Regions from separate parts of the Homo sapiens genome. Here regions 1 and 3 are each linked to region 2. A link is a loop called in an ENCODE intact Hi-C map of the cell type or tissue named here. Cell type or tissue: mammary epithelial cell. All regions are shown on one strand.

The links. A loop is a pair of places that touch in the nucleus more often than their neighbours do. Peaks named below come from ENCODE experiments on the same cell type or tissue, not always from the same donor. Only the 100,000 strongest peaks of a DNase experiment are listed, where the experiment ranks them.
Region 1: a loop joins it to region 2, with 5 times the contacts of the local background. A loop is called at or near these places in 16 of 110 quality-filtered maps.
Region 3: it touches region 2 in a loop (14-fold over the local background); 100 of 110 quality-filtered maps call a loop at or near these places.

The regions. Positions count from the first base shown.
Region 1 is chr1:58,576,457-58,580,456 of GRCh38, reverse strand. TACSTD2 (tumor associated calcium signal transducer 2) reads left to right here and starts at 3,205. Exons shown (of 1, transcript NM_002353.3): 1 at 3,205-4,000. The coding sequence starts at 3,301. RefSeq lists enhancers at 3,047-3,741, 3,742-4,000. In mammary epithelial cell, a CTCF peak has its summit at 2,240; a DNase peak (open chromatin) is centred at 3,056; H3K4me3 peaks cover 1,613 bases; H3K27ac peaks cover 2,753 bases.
Region 2 is chr1:58,650,436-58,654,435 of GRCh38, reverse strand. No RefSeq gene overlaps it. Among named protein-coding and RNA genes, the nearest start is that of MYSM1, 48 kb to the left of the region's middle. RefSeq lists an enhancer at 1,505-1,799. In mammary epithelial cell, a CTCF peak has its summit at 1,665 (motif pointing right); a DNase peak (open chromatin) is centred at 1,685; H3K27ac peaks cover 601 bases.
Region 3 is chr1:58,513,630-58,517,629 of GRCh38, reverse strand. The region is part of intron 7 of OMA1 (OMA1 zinc metallopeptidase); the gene reads left to right. It also overlaps a transcript of DAB1 not described here. Among named protein-coding and RNA genes, the nearest start is that of OMA1, 31 kb to the left of the region's middle. In mammary epithelial cell, a CTCF peak has its summit at 1,633 (motif pointing left); no DNase peak of the experiment used is centred here.

The DNA.
Region 1 (4,000 bases), 74 kb after region 2:
AACTCATTGTGGTCTTTGTGTGTGTTGGGGAAAGCCTGGCAGAACCAGAGAATTTAAGCAAGTGGAGTCTGTGGGGGGAGGGGATTAGGAGGTCATCTTTGCCTTACTCTAACTTCCCCAGAAGATATTGAGGCTGGGCCCCTTCTATTCCTGTCCTCTCAGTACCTAACATAATTGGAAGAAGCAAAGGCTTGGATGCCTCAGAGCACTAGCCCCAGTACCACCCATGTGGGGCTGTTCTAGCTTGGTAGTCAATGACACCATCACACAAATTCCTCAGCCCTGAGAACCCTCTCTCATCAGCTTTCCTCTTGCCAGCCTGGGACCTGATGGAATGGAAAATAGAGAACTCTGCTAGTTATAGAACATTGTGGCTACCTAGTTAATACCTGGAAAAGCAAGAAGAGGGTATATATATTTTAGAAATAAAAGTGAAATCTAATATTTTTACAGAGTCTTAGAGTTTACAAAGCTTTGGCATCTACCATCTCATCTCTTTGTATTTGAGTCTCAGCATAATCTACGAAACAGGCTGTATTTTGCCCATTTGACAGATGGGAGGACAAAAGCCCAGAAAAGTTAATGTTGCCATCCTAGTATGTCTGAGATTAGGAACGAATAGAGAGGCATATCCCTGAGTGTAACAGGGAGGGCCTTATTAGGGAAGGCATCTTGGAGGTGACTCAAGAGCTGAGTAGAAAAACAGAATTATGCACTAAATAAAGAAAGGGAGACTCCAGGTAGGTGACTTTGCAAAGACTTGAAAACATGGACTGCCGGAGAGGTTGGCAGGAGCACGATGATGATGATGATGATGATGACGACGACGACGACAACGATGATGACAAATGACAGCAGCTAACATCTATCCGTTGCTTACTATGTGTAGATACTGTTAGAACAGATACTCTTCAAAGCAGTTTATCTGCATTAACTATAAAACCTACCTTGTAAGGTAGGTACTTTTATTATCCCCATTTTACAGATGACAAAACTAAGGCACAGAGACGTAGCTTGCCTATAACATCATATAGGAATGATCTTAAGGGCTAATATAAGAAGCATGAATTTTATCTGGAGAGCCGAGAGCACCCCCCTCACTCTACTTAACAGAGAGGAGGTGGGCACAGACTTCTGATTTAGAAAGTCTTCTTGGATGCAGGGTGGACCGAGGTCGGAGAGGGGAAAAGAAACTAGAACCTGACTCAGATATCTGTCCAAGGAAGACCTGAACAGAGACAGTGGGGATAGACAGCAGAGGACTATCCCACAATTCCTCATGTTTGTGGATAAGAAATTGTCCCTCACGCGGATCACGAGGTCAGGAGATCGAGACCACCCTGGCTAACACGGTGAAACCCCGTCTCTACTAAAAATACCAAAAAAATTAGCCGGGCGTGGTGGCAGGCGCTTGTAGTCCCAGCTACTCAGGAGGCTGAAGCAGGAGAATGGCATGAACCCAGGAGGTGGAGCTTGCAGTGAGTTGAGATCATGCCACTGCACTCCAGCCTGGGTGACAGAGCGAGACTCCGTCTCAAAAAAAAAAAAAAAAAAAAAAAAAAAAAAAAAAATTCGCCGGGCGTGGTGGCTCATGCCTGTAATCCCAGCACTTTGGGAGGCTGAGGTGGGCGGATCACCTGAGGTCAGGAGTTTGAGACCAGCCTGACCAACATGGAGAAACCCTGTCTCTACTAAAAATACAAAAAAAAATTAGCCAGGCTTGATGGCTCATGCCTGTAATCCCAGCTACTCGGGAGGCTGACGCGGGAGACTTGCTTGAACCTGGGCGGCGGAGGTTGTGGTGAGCCGAGATCACGCCATTGCACTCCAGCCTGGGCAACAAGGGCAAAACTCCGTCTCAAAAAAAAAAAAGAAAAAAGAAATTGTCCCTCACATGTCTCTGCTTCCTCTGTCTGTCAAGGCAGAATATATTTCAATCTTCCTGCCTCAGGAATTGCGTGAAAATTAATGGGACAGAGGCCCAGCTGGCTTTCATCTGCTAAACAACACCCTTGCACGACTGGTGGTGCACATTAAATGCTGAACATATAAAATGTGCTTTGATGGAGGACCTGGGAATAATTATAGCTTGCTAATTATTGTTAATTTTACCACAGCTTTGAAACTCTAGACTTTCTCAATGACTCAAAAAGAGATTGCAACCCCTGTATGCCATGAAACTAGCCACACAGTGGCAGACAAGCAATTTCTCACAGGCTCCATTCTTTCATTATTTACATGGTTCAGCTACTTACGTGGGATACAGGAAAAGAAAAGCAACGATTTGCTGTGTTAGAATCAAATTGTACAAAAAACTCTTTACAGTCTTGCTGGCTCTTTAAGAATTTGTTCCTGTTTGTCTCTTTATAGCCAGTGCACAAATAAATATTATGTGCGTGTGTGCCTGTGTGTGTGCGCTTGTGTGAGGTACAGAAAATTAGTGTTTAACAGAACTTTTAACCCTCTGGACACCAGGATACCTGTGTTTTACCCTTGATATGGTGAGTAACAGAACTGCTTCCCTAACTTCCCTTCAGATTCTGTGTCACTTCGTGTCCACAAACACTTTATTTAAGGTCTCATCACTCCTAGGCAGGGTGCCAAAGACCCCTCTCAGAAATATGAGGAAGTTGATAGCAGTGTGACTTCAGGTCTTTAAGCCTCATCAGTACCACCTATAAAACGGGTCTGATAGTCCCTACCTGTCAGGACTGGTGTTAGGATGAGATAATGTTTGTGAACTGTAAACTATATAAACGTGTGCTACTGTGAGAACTGGACAAAGAAGAGAGGGAGTGAGAGAAATTAAGGGAGGGCTGGGGCTGGGAAAGAACGAAAAGGGAGTCGCGTATAGAGGAGAGCGCGACAGTCGCGAGCCACACTTTGCAATGAAACTCTTTAGACTTTCTGCCGGGAGAGCGGCCCAGACGCGCCAGGTCTGTAGCAGGAGGCCGCGCCGAGGGCGGGTCCCCAGAAGCCTACAGGTGAGTATCGGTTCTCCCCTTCCCGGCTTTCGGTCCGGAGGAGGCGGGAGCAGCTTCCCTGTTCTGATCCTATCGCGGGCGGCGCAGGGCCGGCTTGGCCTTCCGTGGGACGGGGAGGGGGGCGGGATGTGTCACCCAAATACCAGTGGGGACGGTCGGTGGTGGAACCAGCCGGGCAGGTCGGGTAGAGTATAAGAGCCGGAGGGAGCGGCCGGGCGGCAGACGCCTGCAGACCATCCCAGACGCCGGAGCCCGAGCCCCGACGAGTCCCCGCGCCTCATCCGCCCGCGTCCGGTCCGCGTTCCTCCGCCCCACCATGGCTCGGGGCCCCGGCCTCGCGCCGCCACCGCTGCGGCTGCCGCTGCTGCTGCTGGTGCTGGCGGCGGTGACCGGCCACACGGCCGCGCAGGACAACTGCACGTGTCCCACCAACAAGATGACCGTGTGCAGCCCCGACGGCCCCGGCGGCCGCTGCCAGTGCCGCGCGCTGGGCTCGGGCATGGCGGTCGACTGCTCCACGCTGACCTCCAAGTGTCTGCTGCTCAAGGCGCGCATGAGCGCCCCCAAGAACGCCCGCACGCTGGTGCGGCCGAGTGAGCACGCGCTCGTGGACAACGATGGCCTCTACGACCCCGACTGCGACCCCGAGGGCCGCTTCAAGGCGCGCCAGTGCAACCAGACGTCGGTGTGCTGGTGCGTGAACTCGGTGGGCGTGCGCCGCACGGACAAGGGCGACCTGAGCCTACGCTGCGATGAGCTGGTGCGCACCCACCACATCCTCATTGACCTGCGCCACCGCCCCACCGCCGGCGCCTTCAACCACTCAGACCTGGACGCCGAGCTGAGGCGGCTCTTCCGCGAGCGCTATCGGCTGCACCCCAAGTTCGTGGCGGCCGTGCACTACGAGCAGCCCACCATCCAGATCGAGCTGCGGCAGAACACGTCTCAGAAGGCCGCCGGTGACGTGGATATCGGCGATGCCGCCTACTACTTCGAGAGGGACATCAAGGGCGAGT
Region 2 (4,000 bases):
GCCTAATCAGATTTGGTTAAATAGCATTTGTGGGAGGATGCTCCAGAGAGGTGTTTAGCATAGGTGTGGAGGTAAGGAGTGAGAATGGCGAGAGTTTTGGTTAAAGGGTAGAGTATATGAAGATGTTCATTATGAAAGCAATACACATTCTGTCAACTAAAGGCTGTAGAAGGTGTAAAGGAAGTGAAAATCTACCTTAAAAGCAGTATTCCCTCATTTATTGATCATCAACTTTCCAGTCTTTATGCAAAACCTACAAATTTTTTTTAAAAACCCAACAGAATCATACTGTATATCTTTAACTTCTATAATTCTCATTGAGGACATCTTTCCATGTTGGTGCCTAAAGTCTATTCATCCTTTACAGTAAGTACATAGTATTCTGCAGTATATATTTGTCTTAATTGATTTGATCTGTTTTCAGTTGAACTTCAGGTTGTTTCCATTTTTCTATTAAAAATATATTTTTTCTTTTACACAGTTAATACTTCTCAGAAGAGTCATAGAACCTTAGTTGCTAGATCAACTATGCAGCCTTTAAATTTTGTTAGTATCTGCAGAAAAATTTTTATTCCTATAAGCTAATTTTCCTTAGAGTAGTACAGGCATATTCTGTCTTGTTACAGAACCAGTTTGAACTCAGGCACCTAAATGATAATCATTTAGGTGGCAAAGTACAAGAAATAGTAAATCCAATGCAGGTATTTCTGATTGGGTGGCCCTCCTGGGCAGCTCATCTTCAATAGATTCCTTTCACATTAGTGTTATCCCTTGGAGGACAAGGGGAACGAGGAAGAGTGGAGGGTTACGCACCTGGTACTTAACTACTTGGAAATACATATGGTTTTTGCTATTCCTTTGGGAAGAACTAAACATACGTTCCCACCTGAATGCAAAGGGAGCCGCTAAATGGAGTCCTGATTGGACTGGTACTTCTGCAAAATTCTACATTATGGAAAGGAAATATGAATCGTTGTTAATGACTAGCTATCTCTGCTACAGATGGCTTGGATTGATTTTCTAAAATAGTATAAATTTGTCTTTGCATGGCCTTTAAACTACTGTACTTGAGACCCCATGTTCATGAAGAAAAGTTGACATCAAATTTCTTTGAAACCAGAGCTCTATATTAAAATGGATAACCTATCTCCCTTAATTCAGAGAATTTTAAAGCTGGAAAAAGGATTGTTCAGGCTTACAGTTCTATATTTTAATAGGAAACAGGTTCCCCAAAATGAAGCAAGTTGCCCAAAGTCACAGCCAAGTTTGTAGCAAGATCGCCCCTAGAAAGACCCCAGCTCTGCCACCTAACCCAAGTGCTACTGCACCATCCTTTTGAGTGATGTCACATTATTTTTCAATCTCATAAAGAACTACTTAGTATTTTATGTGAGATTCAAATGTTAATACGTTTTAATTTAAAATGTAATTGTCTCTTTTAGAACTGCAAGATCTTATCAATGCCCAGAACATGATTTTTGTGGAACAGTTGACTAAGGAATTACTATTAGAAGTGCTATAATTAGTGAGACTTTATTCGCTTTATTGGCATTATCTAAGAGTAACAAACCCAAATCCTCGATGTTTGCATGCATGTCCACAAAGCCATGTTCTTCAATAATTGTAATGAAAATGTTAATGCTTACGGCCACTAGAGGGTGCTCTGTCACAGTGTGTCAGCACTACCATCTCAGCCCAGTACTGTTGGCTAGCCTAAGAGGCAGAAAAGACTGCACGTGTAGCTGAATTTGTAAGCACTAACACATTCACTTTTCTAGTTTCTTGACATAGTATGATCTAGGGATGAGTTTCCTTGTTTCATAGTATCCAGGTTAACTATCTTCACTTTTGTTTATAATAGTAACAGCCATCTATTATACATAGATACAGTGCTAAAAATGCTTTACATAACAGTGTCACATTTAGTTTCCACAACAACCTTGCAAGAAGAATCTTACTACCCCCATTTTAAACTTAGCCATAGAGTGTTTAAGTCACTTGCCCAACGTCATGCAGCCAGAAGTGGCAGAGAGAATTCAGATTCATATATAATTCTAAAGCCAGCTCATTAAGCTATTACGTTATTGATTTCAGAGCTGGAAGAAACTTAAGGAACAATTTAGTTTAGTCTCCTCACTTTGAGATGGGAGAACTGATACCCAAGTCCAAGTCACAGACCCAGTCAAAGCCAGATTGGGAAGTCAAAGTGTGTGCATTCCTTATCCTGTGATCTTGGGTCACGCCTCATGGCAATTCTTGCCTTCTCTGAGCAACAAAAGAAATCCTGTGCTCGTAGGTCCTGTGTCATGCTTTACCCAAACATGGTAGATGATATACCAAGGGATTGTCTTTGTTACCCAGACAACAGAAGGAATGGACCTTATGGATAGAAATTTTGCTCTGACATGGTTCTCTATTCTCTATTTCATAAGAGCCTCTTGCATTGTCACAGGTAATTAATCTTCCTGCTTCCAACAGGTCCCCCTCCATCCTCTACACTGAAGCCGAGGGATTTTTTTTTTTCTTCACGAAGCATAAATCTGAGCACATCATTTCTGTGCTTAAAGCTTTTTTTTTTTTTTTTTTTTTTTTGAGATGGAGTCTTGCTCTATTACCCAGGCTGGAGTGCATTAGTGTGATCTTGGCTCACCACAACCTCCGCCTCCCAGGTTCAAGCCATTCTCCTGCTTCAGCCTCCTGAGTAGCGGGGATTACAGCCGTGTGCCACCATGCCCAGTTAATTTTTGTATTTTGAGTAGAGATGGGGTTTTACCATGTTGGCCAGGCTGGTCTTGAACCCCTGACCTCGTGATCCACCCGCCTTGGACTCCCAAAGTGCTGGGATTACAGGTGTGAGCCACCGTGCCCCGCTGCTAAAAGCTTTTTAATGGCTTGGCGAGTTTTCTGCACCACTCCTGACGCGGAAGCGCAGAAGACCCTTACTTACGATGCACCCCTCTCTAGCCTAACCTCCTGCCACTCCTGCCTTCAAATACAAATACACACACACACACACACACACACACACTCCTGCCTCTGCTTTTTGCCCTAGCCACTCAACCCATTTCAACTGCCCATCTTGGATTAGACAAATCCAAAATGGGCAGCTTCACCCCTGCAGGCTCACCCCTTTCCCCATGCTTGAACAACACCCTTCCTGGTCCCAACCTTCTTCAAATTCAGCTCAAACATCACTTCCACCTGGAAGCCTGCCTGCCTTGAGTCTTCATTCACTCCAGATGGGGTTGATTGGGCCCCTCTCACACCCTGTTCTTATCTCGGCCCCAGTCACACTGCCTTCTGCTTGTCTCTTTTCTTTCCTACTACTTCTATGAGACGGAGCTTCTGAAGGGCTTGGACCCTGCCTTCTCACACTTCATATCCCCAATGCCTAGTATAATACCTAGCATAGATTAGGAAGGCACTTAATTGATGGCAGCTTGATGAATGGATAAATAATTGAATAAGTGAAAGAAAGCAAAAAGAAAGAATGGAAGGCAGATTCTTGGGGAAAAATCAGTTCTATGACAATCAGTTGCTGGATTTCCTGTGAGGAGTAGAAAACAACTGAGACAAAGCTGTTTGTTCTGAAAAACAAGCCCCAGAGTCTAGGTGGGAGCTGAGAGCCCCGGAGAAGCCACATCTCTTCATTATCTTAAGTGCAATGAGCACTTCAAGAGACATGAATCAACTGATTAGCAAGGGCAGCCTACTCCAGGAGAGGTATTCTCTTGCAATTTTCTCAAAAACACAAAGGCAGGTGAGATTATAACACTATAAACATAATTGCATTTTCTAATCAAAAGTGCAACATAACTTGGGTAATTATGAGGCGTCAGCGGTGTTACCACTTTATATCCTGAGTATTTTTATCACTACGAGTTGGGTAGCAACTGCTCAAACATTTTCATCCATCACCTTGTGTTCTCTTCTGTGGGGTTCATACATGGAAAACAAAATGAAAAAAAAAACCAAAAAACAGAAAAAACAGGCAAAAGGG
Region 3 (4,000 bases), 140 kb after region 2:
ATAATTTTAACAAAGTTTGAAGTATTATGAATTGGAGATACAGGAAACATTCATTCCATGGGAGAATGTAGCAGAGATGTAACTTGAGGGATCTCTCAAGTTACATCAAATTACATAGGAAAACTTAGTCTTGGGATTAGACTGAGAAAGAAATAGATAAAATGGAGATCTGAAAGATAAATAGTAATTATCCTGATGAAGATGTTGATAGGTGTAGTGTTTGGCATGGTGTGTTCAAAGGCAAGAGAAACAATGGCTTATTCCAGGAATTGAAAATTTGTTGTGGTTAAAATGTCAACAGAATTCAAGAGCACCAATGGCAACAGATAAAACTGAAGGATAGGCAGAAACTTCTTTATTAGCAATTTTAAGGATTTTACACCTTGTCTAGCATAGGGGTCAGGACTTTGGGTTCAGTAGTCCAGATGTGTGTTTGAGCTCTTGTCTCCTCCACATGACTGTAGCAAATCACTTAACCTCTTCAAATCTGTTTTGTAGTCTGACTAGTGAGAATCATGATAGTACTTCCATCAAAGAGTTATTTTGGGTATCCTGGACTTGATTCTTATTTGTGGCTTGTATCCTTTTTTTGGACCTTGATGCATCAGACTCCCTTGACTTCTTGCCATTGTAGCATTCAAATCATGTCAACATAATCCTCCTTTTCCTAATTCTCTCCTTCCTAGGCAACCTTCTGATTACAGCCTGGCTTCCTCTGTAGCATGCCTAAAAGGGAGAGAAAGTCCTGACCCAAGGACATAGATGCATGTGCTCTTGCTGGTTTGGGCAGCTGTAGTTATCTCTGTAAATTAAGAAGTTGGCATTCTGATTTTATGTCAATCTTGTGAGCTTGGTTACTGGGAACTATTTCTGAGAGATGGTTCTATTGGTCATATGCAGTCCCATTGGATTTATGAGGTTTCAACGTGCAAAATTCACAAAAACGATGTTACTCATGAAGCCTCTTTCAAAGTAGGCAGCCCACTTTCCCTAGGGTTCTCTGCTGCTCCTCTGCTACTGGCTATGAGTGATTTTATTGTGCAAATTTATGTTTTTATAGGAGTTCTTTTAATTTTTCATTTGGAAGGCATTTGTCGTTATATAAATTATCAGAATGATTAATATAGAATTAATAATCACTGGTAAGACCAACATGTAAATTAAGCATAGAATAACAAGCTGTTCAGTCTTCAGCTGACAAAAGAGGTCCTGTTAAGTATTTGATCTTTTGGGGTATGAATATTCATTTGTCACTGTAAAGAGCTTTTGACACTTTGCAGTCATTATAGAAATGACTTTTTAAAAATTTCACAAGCAACTAAACTATCAGTTTTAATTTTTTCGTAACAGTTTCTTAAGTTTGGAAAAGAAAACTGATATTCTTTTAGTGGTTCTGAACTGGGCTAGCCTTCTAGGATGACATGGTGTATGATTGTTTTTGATTGTCATAGTTATTGGGGAAGTGGGGGGAATTATTGATGTTTAATGTGAGGGAAAAGGGGATAATAAATATCCTATAGTGGCCTGGAAAGCACTCACTGGGAGTAATCCCCAAAGCCTGTTAAGTGGCCCTTTTGGGAAACGTGGCCTGCTAGTTTCCTCAAGTAACCTGAGATAACTGTGCCAATAGCACCATCTAGTGAGGGCATTAGGTAATAAGCAAAATCTATTTTTCATCACAGAAATGAGAAAATTTCAAATTCTAAACTTTATTTAAAATAGTACCTTGTAGAATCATAGACTTTTAGAGCAGGAAAGAAAATTGGAGCTAATTTAATCTACCTTCTCATTTTACAGATAAGAAAACCAGAGTCTAAAGATGTAAAGTGATTTATCTAATAACCTATACCTAGTTAGTAGGAAGACCCTTAGTTCTTATTTTTCAGGTTAGTATTCTGAGCTTTCATCACAGCAAAGTATCTTTGCGTTTTATTTGGGTTACTGTTTTAGGTTCTTTGCTTAATGATTCTTTTAAGAAAGAAAAGAATCAGTAAGTAAGGAGACCATCTTATTTAATAGGTATGTTGTAAAGTAACTTTCATAATGCATACATTATTTGGAACTTAATTTTATCACCCAGAAAAATGAGACAGGCTTGTGTGTATTCATCTGATTTTTCATTGCTATGATTTCAGCTGTTGAGTCTTATGATAAAACTTTACCTAAGATAGAGGGAAAAAAGTAACATGAAAATTTATTAAAACTTAATTTATTATATTGATTGGTGAAATGACCTGCTGGCAATCAAAAGATGCAGAAAATTGAGCAAAAAATTAAGATTAAATGACCAACATATGTCTTTCATTTTTATGTTGGAGCACATGAAGTATTTTTGATAAGTTTTCTCTTGGTGTGAGGGATTGGCAAATGCTGAGAATGGCTTAGCTGAAATTATCTCAAGATTATGTTGCATTTAGTTGGAAAAGAGCAATTTTAAATTATTTCCTGGAAAAATGTTGTTTAGAGAATAAGTGGGTTACAAAATAAAATGAGCTTTAAGAAGTGATGCCATCAGCAATATTGGAAAATGATGAACCTGTGGAGGTATGTGAGACTGAAATGAACTAGTTTCTGGTAGATGATGACAATGATGATTGTAGTGTATAATAATCAATAACATTTTTAATGTGCTGGGCACTGTCCTGAGTGTATTACATGTATTTATTCTTTTGATCTTCATAACAACCCTGTGAGGTATAGGTAAACCTGAGGGATGGAGGAGTTAAGTAACTTGGCAAAGCTCTCATAGACAGTAAGGTTTCCCTCTCCCAAAGTGGAGGTACATTCATTTCTGAAAGGGAACTTTCCATCTTATATTTGCCTGCTGGAAACAATTTTGGTTTTCTGCAGTATTGCTTCTAAAATAATGATCATTTTTATATCTGTTTTGGTCCCTTTACATCTTATAACAGCCTCAGTGTATTTTTCTAGCTGTAGGAGCCCAGCTCCCCCTGCCACAATCCTTTGTAGTATTGTCTCAGATGATTATTTTACCTATCACATGTCTATGTGGAATACAGGAGAGGATGCTACAATGACTGGGACAAGTGTAGGGTGTTAATGGTTTCCTAAAAAAAGATTCAGATTCATTCAGTGTCAGGATTTACCTTTGGAAGGGGGTGATGGCTAACAGGAGCTTTGTTGGAGTGTCTAGTGAATACAGACAGCAAAATTCAGAGATACTTTTCATCTTTGCATTTCTAATGAAAACGTTGGCTACAGGTAACGGTACAGTTAGGCTTTTACTTGGTCTAGATCTATTTATACATATTTCTCTAGTATTGTTTTGGCATTGGGAAATGGTGAAATTATAAGAACAATTTTTATACTGCTGTATTCTTTATGAATATCATATCCCACTGAATTTATAATTTAATAGTAGCAAATTCTTTCTCAATATGTTCCTTAATGCATATTCATATACATTTATATTCTCTGGATTGTACTAGAACCTTCTTGTAAATTCATGACATCATCACTTAGGACCAAACATAGCATTTTGCAATTACCATAGGCCTCCAGTTGCTCACCAGGGGAAAGGAAGGTAGAAATAGTGTCCACTATGTTCTGAGTCCTGGAATGGCTGCTTTGCAAGAATTATCACATTTTAACTTGACAATTCACTGCTTTAATTTAGTTTTACAGATGCATCTGAGACTCCTAGAGACTAAATTATTGACCCAGGGGCAAAAACTCTGTCACCAGACTACTTGTGTTCAAATTATGGCTCTGTCACTTACTAGCTGTTTGAGCTTTGTCAAGTTATGTAGTCACCATGGATCTTGGTTTCTTCATCTAATCTGTAAAGTGAGGGTCATAACAGTACTTACCACATGAAGTTGTTATGAGGATTAAATGAGTTAATATAATGTGTTAATATTTGTAATACACTTAAAACAATGCCTGGCATGTGGTGTCATATAAGTGACTGTTAATAAATAAAATAATCAGTATTTTGAACCCAGATATTTCTGATTCTAAAACCTGTAGTCTCTCCATT